Regions from separate parts of the Homo sapiens genome. Here region 1 is linked to region 2. A link is an interaction called in ENCODE POLR2A ChIA-PET data of the cell type or tissue named here. Cell type or tissue: PC-3. All regions are shown on one strand. Each heading gives the region's core, and the rest is flanking DNA. Links, peaks and the distances in the headings are about the cores only.

The links. Peaks named below come from ENCODE experiments on the same cell type or tissue, not always from the same donor. Only the 100,000 strongest peaks of a DNase experiment are listed, where the experiment ranks them.
Region 1: POLR2A ChIA-PET joins it to region 2 with 5 read pairs; 6 of 35 experiments call an interaction of 5 or more read pairs at or near these places.

What each region holds. Positions count from the first base shown.
Region 1 is chr1:61,049,808-61,065,712 of GRCh38, forward strand. No RefSeq gene overlaps it. Among named protein-coding and RNA genes, the nearest start is that of NFIA, 25 kb to the right of the region's middle. RefSeq lists an enhancer at 4,552-5,425. In PC-3, for the core only: no CTCF peak of the experiment used is centred there; no DNase peak of the experiment used is centred there; H3K4me3 peaks cover 1,782 bases; H3K27ac peaks cover 735 bases.
Region 2 is chr1:61,159,866-61,175,770 of GRCh38, forward strand. The region is part of intron 2 of NFIA (nuclear factor I A); the gene reads left to right. Among named protein-coding and RNA genes, the nearest start is that of NFIA, 85 kb to the left of the region's middle. In PC-3, for the core only: no CTCF peak of the experiment used is centred there; no DNase peak of the experiment used is centred there.

The sequences.
Region 1 (15,905 bases), core at 5,004-10,003, 110 kb before region 2:
CCAATCAGAGCTGCTACTTCTTTGATACTGGAATCCCCCAATTCCTGAAATTAACACCCAGTTCTCCACTCCCCAAAAGCACACGCTGAGTGCCCTCAGGGCTCTTGCTGTTGCCAACGGACCTATAACTCGGTACAGGCTCAGGCAGCTGAGAGGAGGCTGTGGACACAACAGGCCTTGCTAGGCTTGCTGGGACGGGGCCACATTACTTTGCAGGCGCGTCTTTCTCCTGCCTGCTATCTAGAGCTCGCCTGTAGGTGGCGCCCTGCTTCGCTCAGGGGAATTTGGAGGGCGAGGACACGGGTCACCAGCTGCCTCCCCTGAAGGCCAATTTAAGTTGTCCCCTGGCTTGAACTGAGCGCAGGAACCTCGGTGATGGGGACATGCCCCCCTCCCCGCGCGCTCTTCCTCTCCCAGCCCCCCTGCCCTCCCCTCTCCAGGGGCTGGCGGGCCCGCGCTTCCTCCGAGGTCGGGCTACGCGGCGCGATCTCCAAGCGCTGGGGCCGAGCTTGGCGCTCCGGGGCGGCGCTTCGGTCCCCGACCCTCGGGCCGGCCCGCTGGCCCCCACTCCGCTTCCTCCCGGCACCCGCTTCGCCGGCAGCTGTAGCGGAGGTGGAGGGATGGGGGACTGTGACCCCCGTGAGTGCCGGCGGGGCGGGGCAGCTTTAAAAACTTCTGAAAGGCCTGGTTCAAAGCCTCAAAGGATAGAACTTGGGCCGGAAGGCGGTTTCCACGGAGGGGCCTAAAAGGGGGCTGGGGGTGCACCTGCAGGGCCAGGAGCTGCGGCTTGGGAAGGGGGGCCCGGTCACCGCGAGCGCCGCAGTCCCCGCCCCGCACTCGCCGCCCCTTGGAGCCGCCGCGGCCCCGCCCGGGCCCTGCGCTTTCATCCTCCCCACGGGACAGCGGCCGCGCGGGGCGGGGGCGGCTCTGGCCGGCGCGCTCCCGGCGGGGTCTTCCTTCCCTCCGGCCCCTCCCTGGGAACCCGAGATTTCGCCGCAGAGCTGAACTCCCAGATTTTAACCCCAACCCCCCCGGGCGGGAGGCCGCGGAGAACCGGGAGTCGCGACCGAGGAAGCGTCCCCAGTCACCTCCTAGCCCCCCACACAGAGCCCCGGGGAGGGTGAGGAGGAGGAAGAGCGGGAGGAAGACCCGCGCCGGTGGGTGGGGGCAGGGAGGGGGCGTCCGGGGTCGCAGGGCGGCGCTCCGGAGAGTGGCCCCGGCGGCGTCCGGAGTCGCTGCGGCCGCCGTGCCACCTCGGGCAGGTGGGGGGGGGAATGCGCGGCCGCCGCCAACCAGGGTCGCTCCGCCGTAGACGCCGAGCAGACGCGGTCCGGCGCTCGGCCGGAGAGCCGGCTAAGGGGCTTTTCATTAGCACCGCATTAGGAGGACACTCATCCTCCAGAGTCCTTCCCGTGGAAGCTCTTGAGTGAATTAGGTAAATGATTTGCTCCATTTGTAGTTTCTGAAGATATTTTCTCAGATCTTCAATCGAGCGCTTTAGCCGGGGAGCATATCTGTGGGGGCCTCCTTCCCACTACCTAGGGTCTCACTCGGTGACAATTGCTGAGTCAGTGAGGACGTGTGGGGAAAGGTAAAAGTGGAATTGAGCAAAGCTGAGTAATTTAGCTAAGGAAGAGAAATCGCTACTGAAAATAGAATAGTTTAAAAATAAACTACATAAAGTTTATTCTTTTGCTTGGAGTCCTGCTCCTTGATCCGAGAAGGTAAAATCCATCAGAGTTGGGAGTTCCCTCCCCCCCATTAGCATTTATTACACTTTTTCAAAGTTACTGAAAGACTTCTTTTAGTGAATTTTAAGAAGCAATCGTGGTTGACATTACAGGCATCAAAGGTTTGGGGAACAGATGGGTAAACTTCCGAAGAGCTTAGTTGCAACACTAGCTCTCAAATTTAGTGTCAACTTTTATTTTAAAAAATAAAATAGGGTGGTGTTTTTATTAAACTTTTATATTTCAAGAGGTAGAGAACACCGAAGAGGAAAGAGACTGAAGGGAAAGTAGGGTGTTGGAAACAAAAAGAGAAAGGCGAGATTGACTGTAACATTCTGGTCTTCAACGAGTCCCAAGTTGGAATCCTAAAGCACTGCATATTTCTGGTAGCGTTAACTCTAACTGGAATATTGGCGGGCCTGGTCTCTAAGTGCGTCCTAAGAAAAAACAGATTTAAGCAAAATGGTTTTTTCCCTTTTGTGAAGGGAAAAAATTTAAGCACTTGCTTCATGCGGTAGCCCCAGCGGAAAAGCGAGCCCTCCCGCTCCCGGTGGCCTGAACTGAATTTGCTGCTTTAAAATCGGCAGGTGTGCCCAGCGTTCCCAGCGCTGCAGCCGGGACCTGATGAGTAAGAGTAAGAGGGCTCAACCGCAGGACATCACATGCCGGGTACCTAACGTCGGCATTTAAGCAGACAGGGACTAATATGCTGGAACTATCCTCCCGACACTGGCAAAGCCCAGAGACCGCATTTCCTACCACTTTGCCCACTTTGTACTGGGCACCCTCGGTAAACAGGATGAAAGCAACATTTTTATCCCTTAAGACGAAAATGTAACCTTTAGAATACTCCCTATTCCGGGGTTGACAGCAGGTCAAGGGCTCAGAGGCAAGCTTGCATTACACATAGGACAAGTACAACTTATCAGGGTGCAAAAAAGGGCAAGAAACTTTGTAAAAGTTGGAATCAGTATTCAAAGAGATAGTTTCAGGTGGTGCTACATAATGGCATGGTAACCACAAGAAGACCAGAAATGCTTGGAGTGCATTTCTGTTCTCGAAGAGGGGTTGAGGGTAGAGGCTTGGTGCACTGTGGTTTGAAGGTTTACAGAAAGCAGCCTTATCCTCATGAAGCTGGGAAGCTATGCTTTCTCCACAAAATACTTTTAATGATTTTCGCCCCAGAGATACCGGGATCCGAGACCTTCACAGGCTCTCCTGGCCTGAGGAATCACAAAACTTGCAAACTCTGCAGTTTTTCCCTTGAGTTCACTTTAAAAACACAGGCACCTTGAGCACAAAACAATTAAGGTGGTGGTTTCCCCGAGACAACAAACCAGGCACAAACACACACCTTAGTCTGCACTGGCACTAACATTCCCACTCTAGGGCCACTCACTGCCAGTTAAAGAACAAGAGCTATCCACTTCAAGTGTGGGGACAAGCTTCATTCAGGGTGCAAACACATGCCCACAAAACACAAAAGGGGAACGGTTACTCCAAAAGAAGTCTGAAGACTTCCAGTAAGCAGTAAAGAACAGCCCGGAAGGTCTGCAACCTGTCAGCTCCAGGGGCCGTCACCACTCCATCCTGTAGCCCCACAGCATTGAGTGCTGTGTTTCGAAAATTGGAAAGTGCTGGGTTTTAATTGGGGCTGGGTCCTGCCTTCTCCCCTCTTCCTCCAGATCGGGCCCTCTCTGTAAGCGGATTTGCTTTCCCGTGTATCGCCAGCAGGTCGTTTTTAGGCAATCTTGCTTCTGCAAAACGTTTTAAACATGGTAATATATTGCAGTCTTATTAAGTCCCCCTCCAGAAGTGGGTGAAAGGGGCTCTGTTTTCCTGAAAGATTCAGGAACTCCACTGTCTGAGCAAGACTAGCCCAAGGAAGGCTTGGATTGACTCCGCTATCCACTTAAGTGAAGACAGTATTTTTGTTGCTGTTGTTGTTTTTGGTTTATGTTTGTTTTTTGTTTTTGTTTGGTTGGTTTTGGTTTTGGTTTTGAATGCCTAGGAGATTTTAAATTCACATAATCCTCCCTCCAGGAGGAAAAAAAAAAAAAACAAGAAAACATTGAACTTGCTACCTTCATTATAAGCCACCCTAGAAGAAGCTGAGAGGACAGGCTGCTGAACTGGTGGACCACGAATTAATGTGGAGAACGAGGCCGTCCGGGCTAGGTTCCCGGGGCTCAAAGACGCAAAGGGAAGGCGACAAAGGTTTCTCACAGGTCGCCGTTAGGGAGAGGGGGCAGCGCAGGAAACCCGTTTATTTAAAGTTCAGTTGTGTTGGGCATCTGATCCAGGACAACTCGCCCAGGAGCCCGGCGGGTTTCAGCTGCCACCACGAAAGTAAGGATCGGTTCTGCCGCGTCGCCCCCTCCTTCCCCTTGGGATGTGCCAGGCGGGCGACAGATAAGGGGGCGCGGCGCGGGGTCAGCCACCGAGCCAGAGGGCGGCGCCCGGTTGCAGCGCTCCACAGCCGCCTCCTGCAGCCTCGCGGTCGTGACCTTGCCGAGCAGCTCCTGCGCCTCAGGCTCGGTCCCTGCACCCGCCCTCACTCCAGTCCCTCTCAGGGCCTGCAGTGGAAGATCCCCGTGGTCCGGGTGGGTGGCGATGGAGAGCAGAATTGAATTTATTTGCTCTCAAATTCCCCTAAAAGCTCTGAAACTGGGAAAGTCCGCGGGCTGCCAGGGACAGTAATCACTGTGTCCCCACCCGGACGCAGGAGGTCTCGGGAGGAGCTCCGAGGCCAAGCGCCCGCGACTTCTGGGTGCCAGGTTGCTGCAGACGAGAAATGAAGCCCGCCAGATTTGGGCTCCCGAAATTTTTTGAAGTATGAGTACCTTAGATTTCCCTTCTGATACAGCGCCTCTTTCGAAGGGGTGTGTGCGAGTGTGATAGTGAAGATGGGGTGGGGAGTTCTTGCCTGCTAAAAAGTCTCACCCTGGCCCCACAAGCGAGCAAGGGGGAGACAGGCAGGTGGAGGAGAAGGTAGCACACCCTCTTCTATTTTTATTCATTATTTTGAAAATTGTGTAAGATTGATCAAGTGGAGTCCTACGCTCACGCCCAGCGCTTGGAATGAATGAATGTTTCTCTCGGCGCTCTCAGCAAGATGCTTTCTACTAATGGAGAACTTTACCCCGGGTCTTGCAACCCACTAAACTTGGCGTCCCATGCCACACTGGGCGTCCCAGGCCTGCCTGCCCTCGACGGGGCGGTCTCTCTGCCGGCCCCTGGTAAAACAGTTACTGCACCTGGGGCTTCGCAGAGTGCAAGGAGGAAAGAAGTGGGGCATTACTTTCCAACAAGCAATGACCTCAGCCTGCCAGCGCCTACCTTGTTCTGGAAACACCTAATCTCTGCTTCCTCTATAAAGTTTAACTGCAGCTTGCCTCCAATCCCAAATTGCAAACACTAGCAGAATTGCTCCCTTAAGCATTTCCTTCCTTTGACCCTTCCTAAAGCCTTGTTCAAGTCAGCACTCTGGGGGTCCTTAAGAGAAAGAGAAATTCAGGATGGCCTTCTTTCAGTTTAAACTAATAATGACACAAAGGGAGCATACCTGAGTCCTGGGATTGTTTATACTTCTTCATAATTCAGTGACAGACTAGGCCTGAGGTAACAAGTTGTGTAGGAAAGAAAGCATTGCAACAGGAACATGGCTTGGAAAACTTCTCTCCAAAGGAAACCTTGGCTTCCTGCCACCTGGATAGTCACACATTAATAAGTATGCACTTAACATATACAGCCAACATTACATATTAGCATTGATCTGGTCAAGTGGAGAATTCTCCATAGTTGCTTAACTATTCCATGTATGGGAACAGATTTGGTAGGGAATGTTCTGGCCTATTCTTAATAATAATAAAGACTGCTGAGCTCCTTGCTTCACACTGACATCATAAAAGCCAGATAAAATAAACTGCTTAGAGGCCTCAGTGGAAATCCAGGAGCAGTTCAAAGATCCCCCTATTATATCTGACCTTGCTTTCCCTGTGTTTACATTGGAGTAATAATAACCTCTAAGATTCATTGAGCTGTTTGCTACATGTGCCATGCTCTGCTCTAAGCACTTTAATATGATAACTCATTTAATTCTGACAACAGCCCTATGAATTAGTTGCTGTTTTAATCTCCATTTAATAAATGTAGGAAACTGAGGCACAAATAAACTAAGTAATTTGCCTACTACTACTTAGCCTGTGCATGTTAAAACTAGCTAGTTGTTTGGCTGCAGCACCTGTGCTCTTGACCACTGACTACACAGACAAGAGGGGTTTTGAACAGTGATCTCTGCATGTGATCCTGCTTGGAGCTGTTTTCTGAAAAAAGTAGACAGGAAGTAATTAATCCCATTAATTTGGTACATCTAGACAGCCAACCTGGCATAGAAGAACTCTTACCCACTGAAAAGTTACTTTCCATAAGCTATCCAAGTGATTCAATGCATTTTATATACAGATCATAAATAAACAAGAACATTGAAAATTGTTCCATTCCCCATATCCTTTTGGTTGGTCCTTGAAAATGGTCTTTTTCCCCTCCCCCAGAAAATATATGATTAAATTGTCATTCTCAAAGAGCACTCATACACTGTATGTATTGCAGAGCTAGGACAATAACAGCTGTTAATACAGACAATCTTGATTGTTAAGGACGCATGCATACTGGACTCATCACTTTCATCACCTTCAGTTTAAACAGATGCCACCTGAGGAATATGACCTCTTTTTCTCTCCACATTAACCCCCTCCCCCATCATTATTCCCTCTTAAATAGAATCATGGATTGTCTGTGCAAAAAAAGACTTTAGAAACCACATCATTTACCCTCTGCAATTCTACAGATGAGGAAAGGGTGGGGTGGGGGTTGGGGGCACAGAAAAAGAAAGACTTGCCAGAGCTTACAAGGAACCCAGGACTCCGTATTTCCAGTTCACTCAGTTCAGTCTACTTCCCCCAAACCAGATTGCTCCTTAGAGTTGATAAAAAGTATTTAGACTAACAGCACACTTTAAAAAAAGTTTTAACAACCCTTTTTTGGCCCAAGATACATAAAGAAGGGGCTGTCTTACTCCTTTCTTCCTTTCAGATGTGTTCCTGGAATGTCTTCACCAGATGTTTACTCGAGAACTTGCAATCTCAGTCTTCAACATGTGAGCGCATTTTAAGAGCAGTATTTTAGATCGGAACCCAATTAATGATTTTTTTTCTTTTTTAAAAAAGGGAATTTTAGTTTGCTTGCAAATGATCCGAGTCTGTAGAGTCTTTACAGACTCTGCGTTAACCTCAGTCAATTCCACTCTAGGACGTGCTAGTCTCACAGTCTAGTTTTGTTCAGACTTTATTTTGCGCCAAGCTGCATTACAGACCACTTGTCCAGGCTGCAAAAGGTTGGGGTAGGGGGTTGGGGTGACGGGCGCTTCCCCCCCGCTTCATATACGTGAAGCAATCTGGAATCATTCCACTTGGCTCTGACGCGCGCGCGCGCACACACACACGCGCGCGCACACACACACTCTCACACACACGTGTACCGTGCATGTGTGGGCGCCTATGGATCTGTGTATGCGCGCGTTTGTGATTTAAAGTGACAGGACCAAGAACTGGCTGAAGCAGAGAATTGTTTTGCGTGATAAATCAACTTGATTGTCTCCACACTGTACTTCCATTATTCACCCGAGTGCTCGGTGGTTACGGCGGACGTGCACTGCGGCAAAAATGTCCTCGGAGCCGCTAATTTTGTGGCCACTGCGGCGGCTGCGGCGGCTGCGGCAGCGGAGGCGCGGGGGCGCGAGCACGGGTTGATTTTTCAAGATCTATCTCCTTTAGTGCAACTCGCCAAATGGAATCGAGTTGACAGCAGAAGCCTCACAGGATGCGTGTGGATTGGGTTTTGTGCCTGTGATTTTTTAAAAAAATATATTTTTTATTTGTGGAGAGGAGCCGAGCTGTTGGCGCAAGAAGGGAAATATACCTTTTCTGTTTTATTTCCCCTTTATTCCCTTAAAAAAAAAATGAAAATGGCCACCACCGTTTCCTGAGCTTTCAGGAGGCCAGACCTTTGCAGATGGGGAGGTGACACTTTTTTTTTTTTTTTTTTAGACGGAGTTTCGCTCTTGTCGCCCAGGCTGGACTGCAATGGCGCGATCTCGGCTCACTGCAACCTCGCCTCCCGGGTACAAGCGATTCTCCTGCCTCAGCCTCCCGAGTAGCTGAGATCACAGGCGCCGGCCACCACGTCTGGCTAACTTTAGTAGAGACGGGGTTTCACCATGTGGGTCAGGCTGGTCGCGAACTCCTGACCTCAGGTGATCCACTCGCCTCGGCCTCCCAAAGTGTTGGGATTACAGGCGTGAGCCACAGCGCCTGGCCGGAAGTGACACTTTTAATCTGTTTCTTACCTCTGTCCCTCCCTCCCTCACCCACCTCCACCTCGTCAGCTCTGCAACAGTCCAGGGAGAGAAATTGTCATAGGCACTTGTGCCGGTCATTTGTTTTCACTCGCTTTTTTCTTCTGACAGTAGTTACCAATTTTTTTCTTTTAAAACTGATACTTTTTGTCTAGTTATCAAATTTTTAATAAATATATGTCCAGAATATGTTTGATTTGTCTTCTTAAACACCAACCCATGCAGTGGCTGAACAGCAGCAGGAGGCAATCTCTTTACCAGATCTGGTAGAGATCACCTGGGGCAGACACAACTCAATAGTTACAGACAGTTGTTTTTTTTTTAATTTTTGGAGGAAGGTGGCTAATTTACAAATTAATTTCTAGAAATGTGTGTTGATGCCTGTGAGTTTATTTAAAAACACATACAGAATTTTACTTTCATATATTTATTATTGAATTGCTATTTTCTGTAGCTGAGCATATGGATCACACCAGACATAATTTACATTTAAAAAGTGGGATTCCAAAGACTTGAGGGTCAGCTGTGCCACCCAACTTTGTTTGCAGGACAAAACCTGAATGTTTTTTGAGGGGGTGGGAAAACTTTTCCATTCATAAAGATGGCATTGACATATTTATCCTAGGTTTTTACCTCTCTTGAAGCTGACTACAGAGCCATAGTGGTATTTGTCAAATTGGGAAGATAATTGCAGTGTGAATGTGTGAGTAATGACACAGTATTGCATAATAATAACTTAAGCAGCATATCTTTGTTTACAGTGATGTAACTTTCCCAAAGTTTATATGTAGCCTTAAAGGGTTTAGTGCAGAGCGGATTGCAAATGAGTAACTGCCAAGAAGAAAGAAAGAGGGTGATCCATCCCTCCCAGTTAGTTCTGCAGTCCTCATTGTTATATGAAATCCCAACCTGCAGATACCAGGGGCAAGAGGACCCCATTTTTCTTGAACAGAAGGGAGAGATTGGAAAGAGGCCAAACTGATGACCTTAATGTATTTGATAAAGTTGGCCCGCATTGTCCATGATATGAAAAAATACTCCTTTTTAGGAGAAATTAAAAAGCTAGATGTAGCAACACAGTGAAAATCCATCTCAGTTAAATGTGAATATATACCCAGTGGAGTAAGCTATTACAACATAGTTGAAATATAGCTTTTTTTTTTTTTTTGACTGAGTCTCATTCTGTCGCCCAGGCTGGAGGGCAGTGGTGCAGTCTCAGCTCACTGCAACCTCTGCCTCCTGGGTTCAAGCAATCCTCCTACCTCAGCCTCCCAAGTAATTGGGATTACAAGCATGTGCCATCATGCCCAGCTAATTTTTGTATTTTTAGTAGAGACAGGGTTTTACCATGTTGGCCAGGCTGGTCTCGAACTCCTGACCTCAAGTGATCTGCCCACCTCAGCCTCCCAAAGTGCCTGGATTACAGGCGTAAGCCACTGTGCCTGGCCAAAAGACAGCTTTTTTTAAAAATGTGCTTCTAAAATAGTGAAAATGAGCCCAAATGAACTCACCACCAACAACCTCATTTTCTCCAACATTTAAAACATACTTAATCGGTCCTGTGTTTGGGGTACTGTTTCACAACTCATAATTTGTAAAACTGTACAACTTTCATGTTACCATAACTTGATGAGTTTTTTTTTGTTTTTTTTTTGAGAGAGGTCTCGCTCTGTCACCCAGGCTGGAGTGCAATGGCACAATCTTGGCTTACTGCAACTTCCACCTCCTGGGTTCAAGTGATTCCTGGTTTCAACTTGATAAAGTAGGCCTGCATTGTCCATGATGTGAAAAAATACTCCTTTTTAGGAGAAATTATAGCCATGCCTCAGCCTCATGAGGAGCTGGAATTACAGGCGCCCATCACCACATAGCTAATATTTGTAGTTTTAGAAGAGACAGGGTTTCACCATGTTGGCCAGGCTGGTCTTGAACTCCTGACCTCAGGTGATCCACCCACCTCGGCCTCCCAAAGTGCTGAGATTATAGGTGTGAGCCACCACCCCAGCCGGATATTTTAATTCAGCCATTACAGAAGAGACAAATGGAAGTAGGTCAACATCTAGGTCCACAGAAAGGCGGCCTACCTACCAACTCAAAGGAAACCCATACTGTCTCCCAGGCACCAAAACTTCCACTGTCTTTTTTCTTAAAGACTCACATTCCAGGGCCTCAGAGTTTGATGTGATTCTGACTTATAGCTACAAAAGTGATACCAAAATGTTTAAATTAAAATATGAACATATGAAAACTAACAAATAAGCCTTTGTTGGTCATTAAGCAAGGCCCTAAACTCATGAAATACTCCCCTAAATTCTATCAGAATTAAAACTCTTTGTGATATCCTCAGTAGAACCATGATTCACCATTACAGAGACTATAGTCAGACCACAGAGTTAATTTTTATAAACTTTCTTGGTATAGATTTTTTTTAAGCAAAAAAGAAATCACAAAAATAGCTTTCTTATAGAAAATGTTTAGTAAAATTCCTAATATGCTGCTGCTGTAGACCGTTTTGCTAAACTGGGCACTTCGTTTAATGACAATAATAAATATCTGAATAGTATAAACATTAACTATGGTATTTTCTTAGTTAATTGGTTATGTTCTTATTTTTAAAGCAACATAAAACATCATAGGAAAATCTTCAGATTTTACCATACTGGGATTGCTCTATCAATGAAGTGCTTTTTAATTTTCAACTTATGATTTATGTGTTAAGCTTTCATATTATCAATTGTAAAAAAAAAAAACAAAACTGAGGGTTTTTTACTGGGTGCACATCAAAGTTAACATAATTATATTATCTATAGACCATGAAAGTCATACTATTGTACCTAACATACACACGGAGACAATTTACAATAGTAAGTAACATTATGCAATGTTACATTTTTAAAAAATGGAAGCAAAGGCTTTGAAGAAATTGAAACAACTGGGGTGATCAGGTAACAATGTAAAAGCAATACAGACACAAAACTATGAGATTGAGTCATTATTCACATTTAGATTTACATTTACATTTACAAAAGAAAAAAAGAGAGGATACATTTTATTTTATTTTATTTTATTTTATTTTTTGAGATGGAGTCTCGCTTTGTTGCCAGGCTGGAGTGCAGTGGCATCATCTCCGCTCACTGCAACCTCCGCCTCCCAGTTTCAAGCAATTCTCCCACCTCAGCCTCCTGAGGAGCTGGGATTACAGGCGCCTGCTACCACGCCCGGCTGATTTTTGTATTTTTAGTAGAGATGGGGTTTCACCAATTTGGCCAGGATGGTCTCGATCTCTTGATCTCATGATCTGCCTGCTTCGACCTCCCAAAGTGCTGGGATTACAAGCGTGAGCCACCGTGCCCGGTGAGGATACATTTTATAAGCCTTTCAATACCTCTCCAATTAAGAACATTTAGCTTGGGAAATAACAGGTGTCTGTGTCAATGCTATTATCTACTAAGAAAAACTCTCTCCTACCTATGCTTAAAAAACAAACAAAAAAAATCGGGCCGGGCACAGTGGCTCAAGTCTGTAATCCCAGCATTTTGGGAGGCCAAGGTAGGCAGATCACAAGGCCAGGAGTTCAGGACCAGCCCAACCAACATGGTGAAACCCTGTCTCTACTAAAAATACAAAAATTAGCTGGGTGTGGTGACGTGCCCCTGTAATCCCAGCTACTAGGGAGGTGCGCACCTGTAATCCCAGTTACTTGGGAAGCCAAGGCAGGAGAATCGCTTGAACCCAGGAAGCAGAGGTTGCAGTGAGCTGAGGTGGCGCCATTGCACTCCAGCTTGGGCAACAGAGCAAGACTCTGTCTCAGAAAAAAAAAAAAAAAAAAAAAAAAATTCAGGCCAGGCATAGTGGCTCACATTTGCAAGCTCAGCACTTTGGGAGGCCAAGGTGGGTGGATTGCTTGAGCCCAGGGGTTCAAGACCAGTCTGAACAACATGGTGAAACCTCATCTCTAAGAAAAATAGCAACAAGTTAGCCAGGTGTGATAGTGCTCACCTATAGTTCCAGTTACTCGGGAGGCTGAGGTGTGAGTATCACCTAAACCTGGGAAGTCAAGGCAGCAGTGAGCCATGATCGTGCCACTGCACAGCCTGAGTGATGCAGTGAGACCCAGTCTCAAAAAAAAAAAAAAAAAAAAAAATCAAACTCTTTAAATAGCACTTCTTGTAATTAGCATTTCAATTATTGGTAACATAAAATTCAATTGTCTTCTCAAATTCCGACTTTGAGAAATGAAATTGAATATTAATAATTATTTTTAACATGGGTTGAAGCAAGTATCACACATATTACATTTTCAGAATTTACTTGAATATTATGCTGTCACATCAGGACATAGGATTTACTGTAATCTGATGTTCAAATAAGAATTCCAAAAGATAGTCCTACTAACTATGAAACTGGATTTGGAAAGAGAGAAGTGAGGTAGAACGCAACCCATTATTTGGTGCAAAGTCATGTGTCGAATGTTGTTAGCGACCCGGAAAAGGCTATTATGCTCTGGCCTTATGGAAAATAAGGTAATCTAGCCTTGTGGAGAATCACTTGCTGTTTTTAAAGACCAGCTTGCCCCTTACTTTTCCTGTATGCCCAGAACCCAGTGTAATACCTGGCACACCAATAACATTCAGTAAATATTTTACAAACTCGATAGTTCAATTTATTTTTAAAAAAACGTTAGGAAGTATAAATTTTGGTAGCAGATAGGGCTAGTAGAAATACTTTGGCAGAAGACAAGTTGGGAATTTCTTTTCTATCTGCCATCTCCTGACAAATTAAAATATGTTTGATTTATTGTCAATTTTATGGCTCCTGCAAGGACTAGCAAACTAATAGGATAATGTTAAAACCAGAAACATTCACCATTCTTTGGTCTCTTTCTTTAAAAAGTACTTCTTTTTTCAGTATACTATAAACATACTAAGGACCTAACAAACTTTCATTTTTCAGCTTTCAGCCTGGCCCTGCTTACAACAAACTGGCCATTTAGAACATCCTCGCCAAACTAAAGCACTCTTTATAATTGGTTCTACTTGTTCCCATTTTTGTTTTCTTTCCTTGGTAAACATAAAAATTATGCCAAAACTGCCAAAATTTATTGAAGGTAAATGCCATTCTTTCCAGCATTATTTTACTGAACAAGGTATTGCTGATGGAATGAATCTTAATATCTACAGGAAACCAAAATATTATTCTTGCATATTAAAACCCAGAGAGTTTTTTTCCAAACAACTTATTTCTGCATTCATGTGATCTAAGATAGAAACCAACTTTTTTTTCTTGGCCCATAAAACATAATGGCCTTCAGGGATCATTCATTGTTTCCATAGGTACCCAGCTCTGCTGATGCAGCACAACTCTTAACTTGCAGAGTAAAGAAAATAATAGGTATATTAAAAAGGAAAACGGTATCCCTGTAATTTTATGATTTTATAATACCATGTTATTTATATAAATAATAATATATAAAGTCAGAATTAGACTTTTGGCATCCCAATTAAGAAAAAAATTCCACTTAATAAAATATATATTTTCTAAAGTTTTTCCATAAAATATAAGGTATTACATTAATATGGGATATTTAATTATTTAATGTTATAAAGAGGATAACAATTTCCCATCAGAACTTTTTTCTTATTATTGTATTTATTTTAACTAATTTTTTTTTTTTTTTGGATGGAGTCTCAGTCTGTCTCCCAGGCTGGAGTGCAGTGGTGCTATCTCAGCTCACTGCAACCTCCACCTCCGGGCTCCAGTGATTCTCCTGCCTCAGCCTCCTGAGTAGCTGCAATTACAGGCACACGCCACCACACCTGGCTAATTGTATTTTTAGTGGAGACGGGGATTTCACCATATTGGTCAGGCTGGTCTTGAACTCCTGCCTTCAAGTGATTCACCCACCTCAGCCTCCCAAAGTGTTGGGATTACAGACGTGAGCCACTGCGCCCAGCCCTATTTTTAAATTGAGACTGGGTCTCACTTTGTCACCCAGGCTGGAGTGTAGTGGCGCGATCACAGCTCACTGCAGCCTCAGCCTCCTGGGTTCAAGCAAGATGAGAGTCTCACTTTGTTGCCCAGGTTGGTCTCAAACTCCTGGCTTTAAGTGATCCTCCCACCTTTGCCTCCCAAAGTGCTGGGATTACAGGTGTGAACCACTGCGCCCAGTTAGAACTTTTTTTCTAAATTGCTCTAATGTTATAGCCCTAAAATATTAACTGGCAGACTAAAGACCTGAAGATGTGCATACATTACCAACCACAGTGAGTTCAGCCGAGTAGTTTCAAAGTTTTGGTCACAATAAAATGGTGACCAAACATTTTTCACTGTAAAAAGTATAGTATGGTATTGTTTACCAAGATGAAATAAGTTAGATATAAATGTCTTTTGTTCCATGTTAGGCTCTGGGACATCTTGACTAACATTTCCATATGTAAAACAAAAGAGAAGGCCGGGCATGGTGGCTCATGCCTGTAATCCCAGCACTCTGGGAGGCCGAGGCAGACAGATCACGAGGTCAGGAGATCAAGACCATCCTGGCTAACACTGTGAAACCCCGTCTCTACTAAAAATACAAAAAATTAGCTGGACGTGGTGGCGGGCGCCTGTATTCCCAGCTACTGGGAGGCTGAGGCAGGAGAATGGCATGAACCCGGGAGGCAGAGCTTGCAGTGAGTGGAGATCGCGCCACTGCACTCCAGCCTGGGCAACAGAGCAAGACTCATCTCAAAAAAAAAAAAAGAAAAGAAAACATGAGATAGTGGAGGAAAGAAATTAAAGGTAGCTTTTTTCTGAAACCCTGCAATCCAATCTTTACACTGCTGTCAGACTGATTTTTCTAAAAAAAAAAAACTCATCTTATTACCACCTTCTTTAAACCTTTCAATGACTCTACATTGCTGTCAGGATACAGTCTATAGTCTTGAAGTTGATCACTATGGTCAAATGTTCTGACTCATATTTACCCCTTCAGCCTCATCTTGATACCTCCTCTCCCACTAGTTTTCAGTCCAGTTTATTTCTTCTTTCCACTCCAGCCTTCCTCCTCCCAATTCCCATAGTTCCTGGTAACTCTTATTTCTGGTTGAGAAAAAAACCTGCTCCAGCGTTCATAAAGTATTCCTGAAATGAATGAAGAAATGAACGGATGAATGCATATACCATATTGTTCTATTATGCGTAACTATAGACCTATGGAATTTCTAATAACAACTTTAGATATCCATTAGTTGAAAGATACTTTACAGATGAGGAAACCCAGAGTGGTCCTGACAATTCGAGTGACTTTTTTTGTTTTTTTTTGAGATGGGGTCCCATTCTGTCACCCAGGCTGGAATGAAGTGGTGAGATCTCAGCTGACTGCCTTCCAGGCTCAAGCAGTCTTTCCACCTCAGCCCTCAAGTAGCTGAGACTACAAGCACACTCCACCACTCCCAGTTAATTTTTTTTTTAATAGAGAGAGGGTTTTGCCATGTTGTCCAAGCTGGTCTCAAATGCCTGGGCTCAAACAATCCACCACCTTGGCTTCCCAAAATGCTGGGATTACAGGCATGAGCCACCATGTCGGGGCTCAAATGACTTCTGAAGACCACACAGCTAACGGGACTATGGGGACTAGAATCTGAGCTTCCTGAGGCCCATGAAATCAACTCCATAAATGCAACAAGTCATTAAATAATTCATTCAATATTTTTCTCCAATAAGAAATTAAGATTATTGTTTTTTTCTCAAAAATTAAAAATAGCCATATGATCCAATGA
Region 2 (15,905 bases), core at 6,257-11,256:
GAGACGGGGTTTCACCATGTTGGCCAGGCTGGTCTCAAACTCCTGACCTCAGGTGATCCTCCTGCCTCGGCCTCCCAAAGTGCTGGGATTACAGGCGTGAGCCACCGCGCCCGGCCTGTAGATGTAATTTTAAAGTGTCAAATAAGCATAAGGCAGCAAGGACATTTGTTTATAGATACAGACATTCTTTGGATACCTTTCATCAAATCAGTGTGGGCTGTTCTTTAATAGGAGGGGCCTGGAACTGTGAGGCAGGAGAAGGGAACTGGAATCCCTGCCTCCCTAGTACCCATTCTGTGCCTTTGGCCAAATCATCTCCCCTGGTCCCCTGTTGCGTCATCTTTAAAATAAGGGCTTGACCTAGGTTAGTGCTCTTAAAGGGTAGTTGCAAGACTAGCAGCATCAGCATCACTGGGAAACTTGCTAGAAATGCAGGTTAGATTCCTAGCCCCTTCCGAGACCTGGTGAATCAGAAACTCTGGGAATGCAGTCCAGCAATCTGATTTCTAATGAGCTCTTCAGGTGATTCTGATGCAGCTAAATTTTGAGAAACTTTCTGAAGTGTCATCCAACTTTGAAATGAGATATTTAAGCCTTCTCTTTATAGGTTCAGCCAACAGAGAGCCTATCTGTGTGATCTCTAGACACTTTCCCATCTCCCAGGTAGAGGAAGATTGGGGAATTGAACCTTCTGTGATTGTATTGCATTGAGCATGTGGTAAGGAGGACTGAACTTGGACGGTTAAAACCTCACCTCTCTGGAACTCGGAATAGATTATAATTGCATTGACTTACACTGGTCTAGCTTATCCAGTTTTGGGGCTGCTTTAGTAGCCCACAAACGCTGACTAATGCAGATGACTGTACACACTGAGAAAGTTCTCTTCCATTTTAGTTTCCTCCTTACTCTCTTCCTGTTCCCCGAATGGTTGTCATCATGATATAGCACCAAGTCACATTTTATAGACTTTTCAATAACTTTCTAAAGTTGATCACAATCTAGATTATTTGCATTGTTGTGAGATGAGGGAAACTGAGAAAGTAAAATACATGTTTTGTTTTGTTTTGAGACAGAGCCTCACTCTGTTGTCCAGGCTGGAGTGCAGTGGCACAATCTCAGCTCACTGCAACCTCTGCCTCCCAGGTTCAAGTGACTCTCCTGCCTCAGCCTCTTGAGTAGCAGCGATTACAGGCACTCGCCACTATGCCCAGCTAATTTTTGTATTTTTAGTAGCGATGGGATTTCACCATATTGGCCAGGCTGGTCTCGAACTCCTGACCTCAAGTGATCCGTCCACCTTGGCCTCCCAAAGTGCTGGGATTACAGGTGTGCACCACCGTGCCTGGCAGTACATGTTTTTCTTAAAGTCATTTACGGTTACGTTTCCTTTATCTGCAGTTTTTGTTTGTTAGTTTGTACATTTGGAAATACATCTGAAAACTTACCAAGTTCAAGCGCTAGAGAGCACAATCTTTATGTACAGAGAAGACCTCCTCGATGAGGTCTAACAACTTCTGTTCTAGACACAAGTCTGATTTTTCATTCCAGAGCAGCAAATAAAGTCATAGTGGACAGCTGCTTCAGTCTGGAAACTAGAAACAAACAAGAGGTGTTAGCTGGCAGCTGAACAATGAAGAAAGACATGGAGACACTGTCCAAGAGGTCGAGATGGATAGTAGCTTGAGATCCTCTCTTTCTCTCTAGACATGCGCCATGTGCAACACACACACACACACACACACACACACACACACGCAGACAGTCTCTGACTTTCAACGGTTTGACTTTATGATGAGTTTATCAGGATGTAACTCTGTCACAAGTTGAGGAGCATGTGTTTATGTGTGTATGTGTATCCGTATACATTTACATTTATATATACACACACACACACCCCTCTATAATCCTGTATACTTAAATTCCTAAATAGTTGTTTGGGTGTTCACTATATTGGAACGCTTTAACTTGTGTTCTTAATAATATCTTTAGGAAAAGATTAAAGCATGTTTCTGCATATAATAATATTAGTAACAAATGATGGAAGATTTTGCTCCAAAATGAGTTAATGTAGAAAACAGGTAGTGATTAAAGTGGTGAATGTAAGCAATTTTGTAAATTTATAAAGTCATAGACATCTGTAGTTATGAAGGACCTCATAGATAATTTTCTCCAGTGGTTTCAAATATTATTTAAATAGGAATGTTTCCTTCAGGACCAAATCTGTGGAGAAGCTATGTACATGTATTTATTTTTTTAAGTTGAAAAGTATGCGAGTACTGGATCCATATTATTAATAACTTTGGCCCACCTGTTCTTTCTCCCAGAAGCAGCCCCAGTTGGAATCAGCCCCTAGAGCGAGGAGTCACCTGGGAAGCTTGTTACATGCAGATTCTGATTCTGTGTGTCTGGGAAGGCACCTGAGACTCTGCATTTCAGATAAACTCCTAATGTGTTAAACATGCATTGGCCACATTTTGAGAAGCAAGGCCCTGGGGGAAACTGTGCACGTAGTTCGAAAACCTTTGATGGGTTAACTTCTTCATGTTTCAAATGTGAAAAGACAGAGTTATAAATGATCTGCCAAAAGCCACATGCTTACCTGGGGTCTTGAGTCTTGGGAAGGCTGTGTTCTTTTACCCAAGGCCTGGGTGGGATGGCTGTGTCCTTACCCTTTGGGCTGAAGGAGGCATCCTAGTACCAGGGTTCCACGGGCACTATCCGTATTCTTAGTTTCTATCATGATAGATTATGCTGGGAACTTGTTCCTTTTAGCCCACTATCTGTCCCATGGAAAACAGTACTCTGAATCAGACCCCATGGAGGGTGGAACATTCTGATTAGCCAGCAAGGGCAGTTAGGCCCGTAGCTGTGGTGTCTGCTGCCACAGCAGAATGGATAAGCAGTTCTCAGCCACCACCCCCCACAACATAATCCATAAAACTCTTTCAACCTTTTTTTTTTTTTTTGCATGTCTAGTGTTTGCAAATGGAAAATGGCTGAGGAAAAACAGAGTGAAAGTTTATATAAAATATTTATACCTTAAAGATCTTTTATCTTGTGTCATTCAAGAGAGAAGTGAAAAATGTATTGGGAGTACATTATCAAGAGTACATTATAAATTTAAATCTCAGATTGAATAATATCAGCTGCTAATGTGTGGAGCTTTGGAAATGAGTCACTTTTGAATCTCAAGAACTTAACTGTACCAGGTCAGTTACACTTAAGAAGGAAGTGCCTTTTGAAAAAAGAAAAATCCTATACCGGAATAAAGACTTATACTAATGGGCATTAAAGATCAAATACTTGACATAATATTCATGTTAGAATGTAGCTACATAGGAATAAGTTGTAGGATCTGAGACACTTTATGGAATGTTTCTCAAAAACAATCAAATAATTTTGGTCTTTTCTTTGTGAAGCAATATAACCTGTGGTTACGAGTTATGTGTCTTAGAAAGACTTAGATTTGAATTCTCTGTCTGCTGCTTGTTAGCTGTGCCATTTTGGATCAGTTCTTTTCTTTGAGACTCACTTTATTTTAAAGCAAAGTTAATATACCTACCTAATTGGTTTTTTTTGTAAAGGATTAAACATCATGGTATTTGTAAAGCATTCAGCACTTTGCCTAGAATTTTATAGTTCCAGTAAATAGTAGCTATTTTTATCATTATTGTCACCATGATATTGTTTTTAGACCTAACTAGTATTGCATCATTCTTTGGTGACCTGGTGGTGTGCTATGGAAGCGAAATTGGTGTGCCTGTTGAAAAAGTTAGTAGTCAGAAAAAAAGACATACTTTTATAAGTGAGACTGTGACTATTATGCTGGACACCTGCATTCTAACTAGCAAAACAGAAAATACTTTGTTGGTTTTAATGGTGCTTTGTTTTTATACTGCATGGTATCTATTTTTGTATGCTGGGGTCTTAAAATGCTTGGAGCATCTAGAGAGGTAACTAAAGGAATGAAGTAGGCCATAGACATAGCAACAGCCCATGTCCCATTGAAAGGCCATGAGTCCCAGTTGAGGCCCCTTGGCTCTAGCCAATTGGTGCTGTGTGAAAATCTGGGCCCAGTGTTGTCAGTTCTTTTAATTTTTTCCTAAGAATCTGGAAGTGCAGATTTTTACATGAATCATAGGATGCTTTAAATAATTGCAGCTGTATCTTGAGAATGCTGTTGGCTGCAAGAAAGAAAAATTTTAGTTTAACAGTGGTCTAAACAAAGATTTTTTTTTCTTACATAGCAGTGAGTCCAGCAGTAATAGCTAGTGTTTTTATTTGCTCACTAATACCAACAAGAATTTAGACACTTTCCATTTTTCTGTCCTGACATGCTTCATTTGTTGACTTGAAAAAAAAAAGTGCTTGTCATTTATGGTTGCCATATGTATGTTGAAGGTAGGATAATGAAGGAGATACATTAGACTAGCCTTATTTATTCCATTTATCAGGAAAGTGAAAACTTTTCCAGAAACTACACAGGAGACATCCCTTATGATTTACTGGCCAAAACTGGGTCATTCTGGCTGCAAGGAAGCTTGGGAAAATGTCTCAAGCTTTCTTTTTTTTGTTGTTATGTGTTTTTTTTGTTTGTTTGTTTGTTTTTTGGAGATGGAGTATTGCTCTGTCGCCCAGGCTGGAGTGCAGTGGCGTGATCTCAGCTCACTGCAAGCTCTGCTTCCTGGGTTCACGCCATTCTCCTGCCTCAGCCTCCCGAGTAGCTGGGACTACAGCCGCCCGCCGCCACGCCCGGCTAATTTTTTTGTATTTTTAGTAGAGATGGGGTTTCACCATGTTAGCCAGGATGGTCTCAATCTCCTGACCTCATGATCTGCCCACCTCAGCCTCCCAAAGTGCTGGGATTACAGGTGTGAGCCACCACGTCCAGCCAAATGTCTCAAGCTTTCTAGCCTCTACAGTGGGAGATGGTGAAGAAGTGGGAAATCATTGTTGCACTTACTAGTGAACAGTTGCTGTCTGGCACAGCAGCTAACTCAACATGAAACCCAACTGCAGGACCTGAAGACCCTGTGGCCTGCAGTATTTATCAAAAATCTTCAGATTGGGGATTATAAAGTGAAGGTATCATTTGGGTGGAAAGGAGGAGGGTCGGAGAGGCAGCCAGTGCTTTATTTTTTTGTTTAAATGGTTTCGTATTATATATACGATAGGTCATTGCTAACAATGTGCAAACTGTTGAGGGAACATTGTATAAATTTATTTCTTGGAAAAGTTTATTTAGAGTTTTAGTGGAGAAGCTAGAGAAGAAAATACCATTTAATGTTATTTCTGTACTGCTATATTACATTTTAATATATGAATTACTCTATTTTTTAAAAATGATGGATAAACTACACTTCCCTTTAGTTGTTTTTATTCTGAGATAAATGCCTGTTTTGTAAATCATTGTTACCTGATTTTGGTAATCTCTATTAGAAAGAAATCTCTTTTTATTAATATCTGTATACTTAACTCAGACACTGGGAAATTCTTGCAAAATGCTTTACAAAAGCAGCCATTTTAAGCTGATTAAAAGTATATTCTATATGCATGTATGTAGTTGAAGTGCTACCAAACCACGTATGTATTTAGTTAACTAAACTCAAGAATCATGGAAGTTTGAAGAACTCCAAATCACAGCTAAGAATGCACTAAAGGAAAACCATATCTGTTTGACTCCAGCAAATTGACTCGTGTGATATTTTTGCTTACACCTTTCTGCAGCTTAACTGCTGAGTTAGCTGTTCTTTAATGTCCTTGACAAATTCAGGAAGTCATCACATGTAGATAAATTGAGAAAAATATTTCTGCCAATTTGGTCCTGATCATTTCTTCTTGGGGTTATAAATTTGGGTTTTCATGATCTAGATGTTAATAAAAAAGAACCCCAGATAATCTGAAGGGTTACTCCTCAATATTACTATGATAAGTTTAGGGTCTGTGAGTTGGCTGCCTACTGAGTACCTAAAAGCATGGGAACTTTTACAACATATAATCCAATACGTAATCACTTTGTCAGGCTGAGCAAGTTAGTGGAATCTTTAGTAATACTACGATAATTAAATAGTTAAGCTATAGGATAAAAGGCAAAACTGTTTTATTAGGGAAGACTATGCTTAGACAGTCTTTTAGAATGATTGAAAGGGTATATAGATATGAGAACCAGTCTGCTATTCCAAATAATCTAGTTAGGATTAAAAATAAAAATTTTGTCCAGATGCTGTATGAAAATCTACTTTATAGTAGGATTATAATTATTGCTTTGTTTTAATAGGGGACTCTTAGAGACAAGGAAGAAAAGAGTAGGGAAACCTATTTGTATAGGAAAATATAGTACATTTCCATTCAATATCTACCTATAATGTGAGAGATTATGCCAGACGCATTGAAATTGCTGTCTTTAATCTTCATCCCAATCTTATAAATTAGCTTTTGTTACCACTGTTTCCTTGATGAGGATGCCAAGTCCACACCAAATGACTTGCCTGAGATATGTATTCATTACATTTTGGAGTTGAGCTTTGAACCCAGCTCCGTCTGTGTTCCATACTCATTTCTTTTCCCTGTATCAGAAGATCCACCCACACTGGCCAACTGAGAAGAAAAATAGCAGATGGGCTTAAATATGGGTAAATGTATGATAATGTACTTAGTGAAGAAACACCTACCAAACTACTTATAGTTTATAGACTCTTAGGTGTTAATTTTAACTCATGAAAGAAACCTGGGAGTCATAGGTTTCTTTCTTAAATATGGGTAAATATATGATAATGTACTTAGTGAAGAAACACCTACCAAACTACTTATAGTTTATAGACTCTTAGGTGTTAATTTTAACTCATGAAAGAAACCTGGGAGTATAGGCTCTCTCAGCATGATTATTGTCTCTTCCCTACAGTCAATTCAGGAGGGTTTATTGAGGACCTACTTTGTGTGAGGATAAATATAGTGTTCTTGTACTTAAAGAACTTACATCTTTTCCTTCCTTCTGGCCGGGCGCAGTGGCTCACGCCTGTAATCCCAACACTTTGGGAGGCCAAGGCGGGCGGATCACAAGTTCAGGAGATCGAGACCATCCTGGCTAACACGGTGAAACCCCATCTCTACTAAAAATACAAAAAATTAGCCGGGCGAGGTGGCACACACCTGTAATCCCAGCTACTCGGGAGGCTGAGGCAGGGGAATGGCATGAACCCAGGAGGTGGAGGTTGCAGTGAGCTGAGATCATGCCACTGCACTCCAGCCTGGGTGACAGAGTGAGACTCTGTCTAAACAAAAAAAGAATTTACATATTTTCCCATAAGACATTTCTTATGTTCCCATAGTGAGAAAAATAACCCTGTAAAAACCTCTTTAAGCAATATCTCAATCTGTATGGCAAGGAAGATAGATGAGTGTACTCATGTATGATCGTGTACTGATTTGGAGTATGTTTTGGAAATGAAGACTAAAACTTTCACTTTAAAATAAGGTTACTTTTCTCTAAAGGAGGCATTTTCTTTGTAGAGTCATTATGATATTATTTCATAGCTATTAAAATTTGCTATCTTGATGCTTGGTTATTCACTGAAAGGAATGAAATATTTATTAAGGTCATATTACTGTTGTGTACAAAGGGAGCCACAGGGTGACTTTTATGCTATGCCTTTTTGGTAGCGGTGTTTCTGCTGGGTTGCATCAATGTCTGTAGATTTTATTGATTATAATTAAGTCAGTCTGCATTGTCTCTGAGAATTTACATGGCTTTAAAAATCAATCTCTCACATACTCATTTTTTGAAATAATTTGAAAAAGGATCTCAGTAGAAGGGACAAATCTACAACTATTAATCCTGTTGTTATTTGTTTGAGCCAAAAATGGTGTTATTTCTCATTAAAACATTTGCAGGTTTTAGGTGTTATGATCCTTTTAGTTTTCTTTTAATTTCATTTTCTCTACCACCAAGCTTTCAAAGGCATTTTACAGCTTATTTTTATCTCTGGTAGATTTCTGGGTATGCCTGGCAAAACCCCTAGCTCAAATCCTGAAGGTTATTTAAATTCCAGTGTTGGATGCTCTCCACATATATAGATTTTGATGTACACTTAATAAGATTAGGAAGATTTTATGCCAGTTGATACCTTGCATGTACATGATGGATCAGATAAAGGACCATCAGAGGGCTAGTGGGTCTGAGCTTTGATTGCAGGTAGTGGGGAACATTGTCAGAGCTTTTTTTGTGTTACTTTAGGTATACATTTTTAAGCCAAGTTTAGCACATATATTTATGTTAACTTGGGGCATTAATAATCATATAAGCTTGTGGAATTAACCCATACAGATATAGAAAAGCAAAGCCCTAATCAATAGTGCAAAGACCAGTTGTGATTTTTAAAAACCACTGCTTCTGTGGAAGTGCAAGCATTGACTTATGTTTACATTATTTTTCTAAAGCAACTGATTTCAGTGACACCTACTTCTGCCTAAATTGGCTGTCTCTGCGTGTGCATGTATATTAAAGGTATATATTGAGAGATATATTTGAAAAAGTTATAGTTTTTGAAATAAAAAATACCCTAGTAAATTGCCCTTTTATGATGGGGAATGATTAAATAAAACAGCATTATTTATAACATTAACTAGAATTAAATATACAGCTGGGTGAGACTTTGTTTGTTTGGAATTTCTTAAAGGAATTAGCTTCAGTTTCCTAAACTAGAGATATGTGAAGATTATGAACACCAACATATTCTTATGACCTTGATTTTTGAAGGTGTTCAATGAAAAATTCTTGGATTATATTCCTTAAAATTCAAAATATATTTGGAATACTCCAGGACTATTTCATGCTTGTAAGATGGAGGTTATGTATCTCTTTTCTAAGGCTTGAAAAATTAAGCCCTGGCTATAGCAATCTTGGTGTTGTCTACAAACCCACAGCTTTGGTCACAGTTTTTTGAAAACTTAATTATGAATGGCTGTTAAATATTTTTCATTTACCAACTTATCAGCATTTCCTTTTTTGCAGCAAGACTTACTTCCTTTGCTTATGGAAGGCCCTAAGTTTGTTTAGAAAACAAAGTCTGTCTTATCATAATTTTGTTGGTGAGAAGATGCAGCTATATAAAACAAAGAACAAACCTGTGAAACTTCTGCTCCTCCTATCAGGCTCTGTTTGTGGGAAGCCTAAATGCATAAAATAGCAACTTGTTAAACTTAGCCTTGACTCTGTTTAAGGGGATCTTTTATTTGCAAAATTTAGTCAATTCCTCCCTAAAGGAAAAAAAGTCATTTTAGTGGATCTTGAAAGCTTTTAGATAAATATTCCAAGTTTTTTTTCCCCTGCTGCTGCAAGCTTAAAAGGCAACATAGAAGGTCTGAAGCCTGGTTTTTCCAGCTGTGTAACAAGCACAGAAGAGAGGATTCTAAATATTTACTCCTTTTTCCTTCCCACTATTCTGTGTTCCAGTCAAACTTGATTTCTTGCTGTTTGTTTCCAGGACACTTCTCACCCTGCATTCTCTTAGTTTGTCCCCCCAAGGAATGCTCTTCTTTCCATCCTCACATCTCTGTCCAGTAGAATCCTATTTGTCATTCAATCTGCATTTAAAATGCTATCAGCTCTTCCTGAAGACTTTATGGACACCCCCAACCAAATGTGGAAAGGGGTCCACAATTTCCAGTGCAATTACCTTACCTACTTTTTGGCTGGACTCAGTACTCTCATTCTACCTTGTGTGTTAGGTGTTCGTGTACTCAGTAATGTTCGGTGGTCAACCGATATTTACTAAATGCCCCTTATTGTCAAACACTGTGTTACTTACTGGGGAAAGCGAACGGTTTAAAACATGGCCCATGATGTCAGTAACCTCTTTCTTGTTTTTTTTCTCCCCAACTTGGTTCTGAATTCCCAGTTGGTAGAAATGGCCTTATAATTCTTTGGTGTTCTCTGTGAATCCTGGCTTCTTGCACATAGTAGCTGCTCAAGAAATGGTCATTGAGCCATATTAGTTGAGTAAACCAGTTTTCTTCTGATTGAATTTGAACAGCAAAGATTTTTAGCTTTCTTCTTTGGTATTTAAATAAAAGTAATGTTATTTGTTCTATTTGCCATTATATTGTGATTTTTGGTGGTACAGAAAGGAAGATTTTTCCCATTACCCCTACCATGTAGTCGTTGGGCATTTGTTGTTTGGAAGGCATGGTAAATTAGCACAGGTCAGGCAGTCAATTTTATTGAGTACCTGTAGGCACTGTGTTGGCCTCCTCATCTGGCTATATAGAGCTACCCTGGAGATCCTCATGCATAGACAACTGTCTGACTGCAACCTCTGGACACCATCAGCTGTGGCTTTCATCAAGTTCCCAAAGGCATCCTTGACCCCAGAGGTTAAGTGAATGAATCTCACACCTGTCTCCCTGAAAGATTTCTAAAATGTCAGTGGCATTTGGACAGGTTCACAGCTGCTCTGATCCACAGCATTTTCTAGAACTTCCTTTTACCTCGATGGGGGAGGAGGAATGCCTGTGAACTTGAGCTGACCTTCAAGACGCTGTAGGGCTCTTGGGCAAATTATGGACAAGACCTACATTGTTAGGATAGGCCCAGAAATCCAGCTTGCTAATAAATAGCCTTGGGAGGTGCTCACAGTCGAGTCATAGCATTTGGCATTTCCCTGTACTCTAGCCTGTGTAGGATTTCTGGATGCTTAGGACTGTAACCAAACTTGAACTCTTGCCTGGGAATATGCCCTCCCCCACACCCCCAGACCTTTTTTTGCCATCTAAATGACAAAGATAACTATCAGTAACATTTTGAACTTTCCTACAAAATTGCATTCTTCGTGGTGTATAGTAGGAAGCATTTCTTTACCTTGGAACTTTAGAAGAGGGTCTGAACTGAGCAAAAATTAGTGTCCCTGCCTTTTTAACGGCTGGACACTTATCACAAAGCTGTGCCAACATCAGTGATGGTGCACCCACAAAGGTGTTTGGTCTTGATAAGCTTCTAAAGAAGCAGACTTTGTTGTTGTTTTAAACAGTAATGAACTGTTTCAGTTTCATAAAAAAAAAAGAGACATTCTTTCTTAAATAGAAAAGGGCAGAAAGTTTATAGAGAATAATGTCTAACTTGCTAATGCAGTGTTTGCCTTTGCTCTGTGGCATGTGTGTGTGTGTGTGTTTATGTAGGCATGCCTACACGGCTGCTTGTGTTAATACTTAGTATAAAGCCTTAAAATGGATACCAGATTGGCTATGTAACCTTGGAAGATTTATTTACACTCTCAGTTTCTTTTATTCCCAATCTTTTATCAAATGGTGTTTATTATATTCTCTGAAACCATTAAATAAAAAGGACTGTGGAAAAATTCTAAAATGCTAAAATTATTCCAGGCTAAAAAAAGTATTACAATAGGATGATGATGTTTAACCCATCTACTTGAAATAAAAAGCCGAGCAAATCGAAATGTGATATATTTTAGAAGGTATTTCTTAGAGAAAAAAATGTTTAATGTTCCTTCTAGACTGCCATTATTCATTGTATTTTTATTTTAAACATAATTATGAAATATTTTGAAAGTAATCAAGTAAATGTGGTGACATTTTTTTCTCTGGTTGAGCCAAGTGATAATAACAGATAACTGTTATCTATAATGCATACTACGTTGACTCATTAAAGCCTCATCTTTGTTAAAACATTGAATATAGGATTTGAGAAGAGGAGAAGTTTCCTTATTTAGGAAAGGTTTTTGGTAGGTCTTTCTTGAAGAAATGGAGAAAATGGCCTGCTGATCTAATCTGAGGACGAATAAGAGAATCCTCCTCCCTGTGGCTATCATTCCTATGGTGCTATACCTGTGTGGGTGTGGATGTGATGGTGTGTGCCTTTGTTGGGGGAAAGAGAGCACAGATTGTCATAAGGTTGTACCCTTAATTCTCATCTTCTGTACTTATAGGAACTGTGTGCTTGCCTAGAGACAGCAGCATTTGGTCCTTGAAAAACGGGATTTCCTGTGCACCCCTTAGAAATCCTCAGGGGCTGATACAAAGAGTAATTTCAAAGAGTTTACCTTAAGAGCTTTGTCACTGAGTGCAGAGAAAGGAATTTCTGTGATGATTCCAAACTTAGAGTCAGTGCTAAGGAAGAATCCATAGAGCTCCAAGGACTTCAACCTCAGGGGAGAAAAGCAGTAATTTATGGATCTTTCTAGAAATTACGGTTGGGTTCTTTCCCCTCTCAACCCAGGCTTCCTTAGTCACGTGACTGGAATTTAATTATCAGTGCCATAAATAATCTTGTGAATGGAAGCAGTGTATTTGGCAGTGAATTTCTGCTTCCTAAAGAGAAAGGAACCTTTAGAAGTTATTTGAAATAATTCTGTATTAGCCACGATCCTGGAGGCAAATGGTCACAGAAGCAGAGGATGGTATCCCCAGAGAAAAGTGGGTTTTAGATGAGTCAGATAATGTGGATATGTGCTGGTGACGAATGACATGAAGGTTGGATGTATTTTTTAAAATACAAATTTAAAGCAGGCTGTATTTAGAAGTTTATTTATAATTGGTTTTAGGATAAAGCCAGCCTGTTGATGCATAACAGAGTTGATCTTTTGGTTCCATTAGCACCCTTGAAATATTTAACAAGAAGCTGACTTTAGCATCTGAGCCCTTCCAACCACTGTTGGAGATGAGGCAGTCCATGTTGGATAATTCTTGTTGTAAAACAAGCAGACACCTCCTTTGTTTTTCCATCTTGCCCCAAGCCCTGTGTTCTAGACTAGGGAAGGTCAGCTCTTTTTATAGTCAGAGGTCTGTATGCCTTTGAAAATATCCATTCCCTTACCTGTCCTCAGCCAGTAACAATTTATGTCCTGAAGATAGCAAGGAGTGCTGATTTAATTTATTTTACAAACAGTGTCCTTTCATGGGAGAGAGCAGGCTGGTAAAATTGTTTCAAGAATCAGAACATTTTTCTTGGTTATTTATAACATAACTCGACAATCTAGCTACACAGGGCTTCATTCATTTGAGAAAGACTATTGAATCCAAAAATAATAATCCTTTATATTTGTACAGTATTTGCAGTTTTATAAGGAACTCTTCACGTTCATTTTCTCATTTGATTTTTCTGACAACTCCATTAGGGTAGAGAGGGCAGGTATTGTTACCTCCAAATTACAGATGAGGAACCTGAAACCTGAGTGCTTGTAAGTCCTACCCAGGGTTTCACAGCCACTCAGTGACTGGGACTGGAGCCCCCTAGATTTTACCCTAGCTCAAAAGCCAGTGCTCTTTCCACTATTCCGTTTTGATACCCTTGGAAAGTTCACTGCTTATCTAGGAAAGAAAAATTGGTAGTTCTTGCTGAGGAACGTGGAAATCTGAAGGAGAGACAGATCTGAGAGAGTCACATTGGCTAGTAAGTAAAACAGGAAAAGACCAAGGGTGTCTAGGGACCTGGCCTCCTGCCCTGGTTCATTCACTGTGTGATCATGGGCAAGTCACTGACTTCTCCTTGCTTGAGATTTATTTTCTTCTCTTTTCTTTTCTTTTCTTTTTTGACAGTCTCATTCTGTTGCCCACGCAGGAGTGCAGTGGCGTGATCTCGGCTCACTGCAGCTTCCACCTCCTGGGTTCAAGTGATTCTCCTGCCTCAGCCTCCCGAGTAGCTGGGATTACAGACATTGCACCACTATGCCCTGCTAATTTTTTTGTATTTTAATAGAGATAAGGTTTCACCATGTTGGCCAGGCTAGTCTCGAACTGCTGGCCTCAAGTGATCCACCTGCCTCGGCCTCCCAAAGTGCTGGGATTATAGATGTGAGCCACTGTGCCTGGCCCTAATTCCCCTTTATGTTTTCTCTCACCTCTCTGGCCAGGGCTCTGAAGATATTCCTGGGAGAATGAGGGTACATGCCACAGAGGGAGCCTTGGGTTTACAGTCAGCATAGCCCTGCCCATTTCCAGCTGCGTAACCAGGAGAAGTGGTGGCTTTTCTCAGCCTCAGTTTATTCTGTACAGCTGGGGTGAGGGTGGTACCTAAGAGAATTAAGTGAGGTAATGGATGTAGGGTCCTTGGCATAGTGACTGGTACTCAATATCCTCTAAATAAATATTATTCTGTGTTAGGGAAAAGTGAATAGAGATAAATGCTAAGGGTAGAGGTGACGAGAGAAGTGGATGGAGACAAGGATGGCTTTTGGATTTGACTGTTTTCTCCACTGTAAGCACTGTTTGTTATCTTTCAGCTTTCATTTTGTCTCTCATCTTTTCCCCCTTCAGATGTGAGGTGTCTTGAAGGAAGAGACATTTAGAAGGTGAGGGCATTATGCAGATGGAGAGGTCGGCGGCTAAATGTGGTTACTGAAGCCCTGCCTTGGGTCTGTTCCCAGCCTTCCTTGATTTTGAAACACATGCGCTCTCAGCAGGCCAGGGTAGTTTGCAAAGCTGTTGTGGAGGCTTTTCCCAGGCAGTGTTACCTGCTCCGAAAGCTGCAAGCGTGCCTACACACACTTCACAAAGCAGATGGTTTCTTTTGCTTTCCATGTGGTCTAAAAATCAAATGGACTTTTAATGGAAAGGTTGGGGAATTCCACACTCAATTATGAATCCAGTGCAGTGCAAGGGGCAGAGAGATGGTATACCACACCTTTTAGAAGAATTTGTTACTCCTGGTCTCATCTGGCATTGGAGTGGGGAGGTGAGAAAGAGGAAGTAAGTAAATAAAGCTGCTACTCTGTGCTCCAAAACTACTGAGTAGCTGACATCTGCCATTTGCATTGAAAACTGAGAAAGAGGAGTGTGGTTTTGTTTTTGATTCCACAAGATGATGTGGAAGGGCAAATTGTTTTGGTTCTATGTGATAAACTTTGAGTACCTCCTGTGTGCCTGATACTATGATGGATACATATGCCTAGGGTAAAAGGATGAGAAGACACAGATCATGTCTTTGAGACGTTTAGCTTGAGTCACATTTGCTGAGACTGAAGTTGGGCTTTGCATTTGAAAAGCTAGCATTTTTGGATGCACTTTTGATGGGACCCAACAAGAGATGATTTGTTTATTTGGGAAGAATCCTGGCATGCAGTGAGGAGCACCTTTGTAGCTAGAACATGCTTAGATTTTGGTATTCTTGAAAATGTGGCCTCCTCCCCAATGCCAGTGTATAGGATTTAAAAAAAAACAAAAAAACACATCTCAAACCTTGGCATTTATTGAATATTAACAGGCCAGGCACCAAAGCATTATTCAGCATTGACACTTAAACTTTTCTGTATTGATTATTATTATTATTATTATTATTATTTTTTGAGACAGGATCTCACTCTCTTGCCCAGGCTGGAGTACAGTGACATAATCTTGGCTCACTACAACTTGTGCCTCCCAGGCTCAAGTGATTCTCTTGCCTCAGTCTTTTGAGTAGCTGGGACTACAAGCTCGCACCACCACACCCATCTAATTTTTGTATTTTTTGTAGAGACGGGCTTTCACCATGTTGGCCAGGCTGAGCTCAAACTCCTGGCCTCAAGGGATCCACCTGCCTTGGCTTCCCAAAGTGCTGGGATTAGAGTCATGAGCCACAGCGCCTGGCCCTTATCATGATTTTGAGTTTATGAAAAATGTTGTATAACTATAGATGGGAAAAACTATTATTGAATGTTGTTGTCATTTTCTACCATTGTAATTGTTAGGGTAGAGTACCAAATGGTATTTAGCAAGGTAACAATGCCATACCTCCTCCAGGTCCTCAAAAAAGGCAGTATTAAAAATGAACCTACACTATAGGAAGCCTTATTCTAGTAGGCCAGTATTTATGCAGATGATTGTTACATTTATTTATTGTCACATGTCATAGTCTGTGTAAGTCAGTTATTTCACAGGTAAGCTACATCTTCATGTGGTTGCCTTCTGCAAGTGTCTC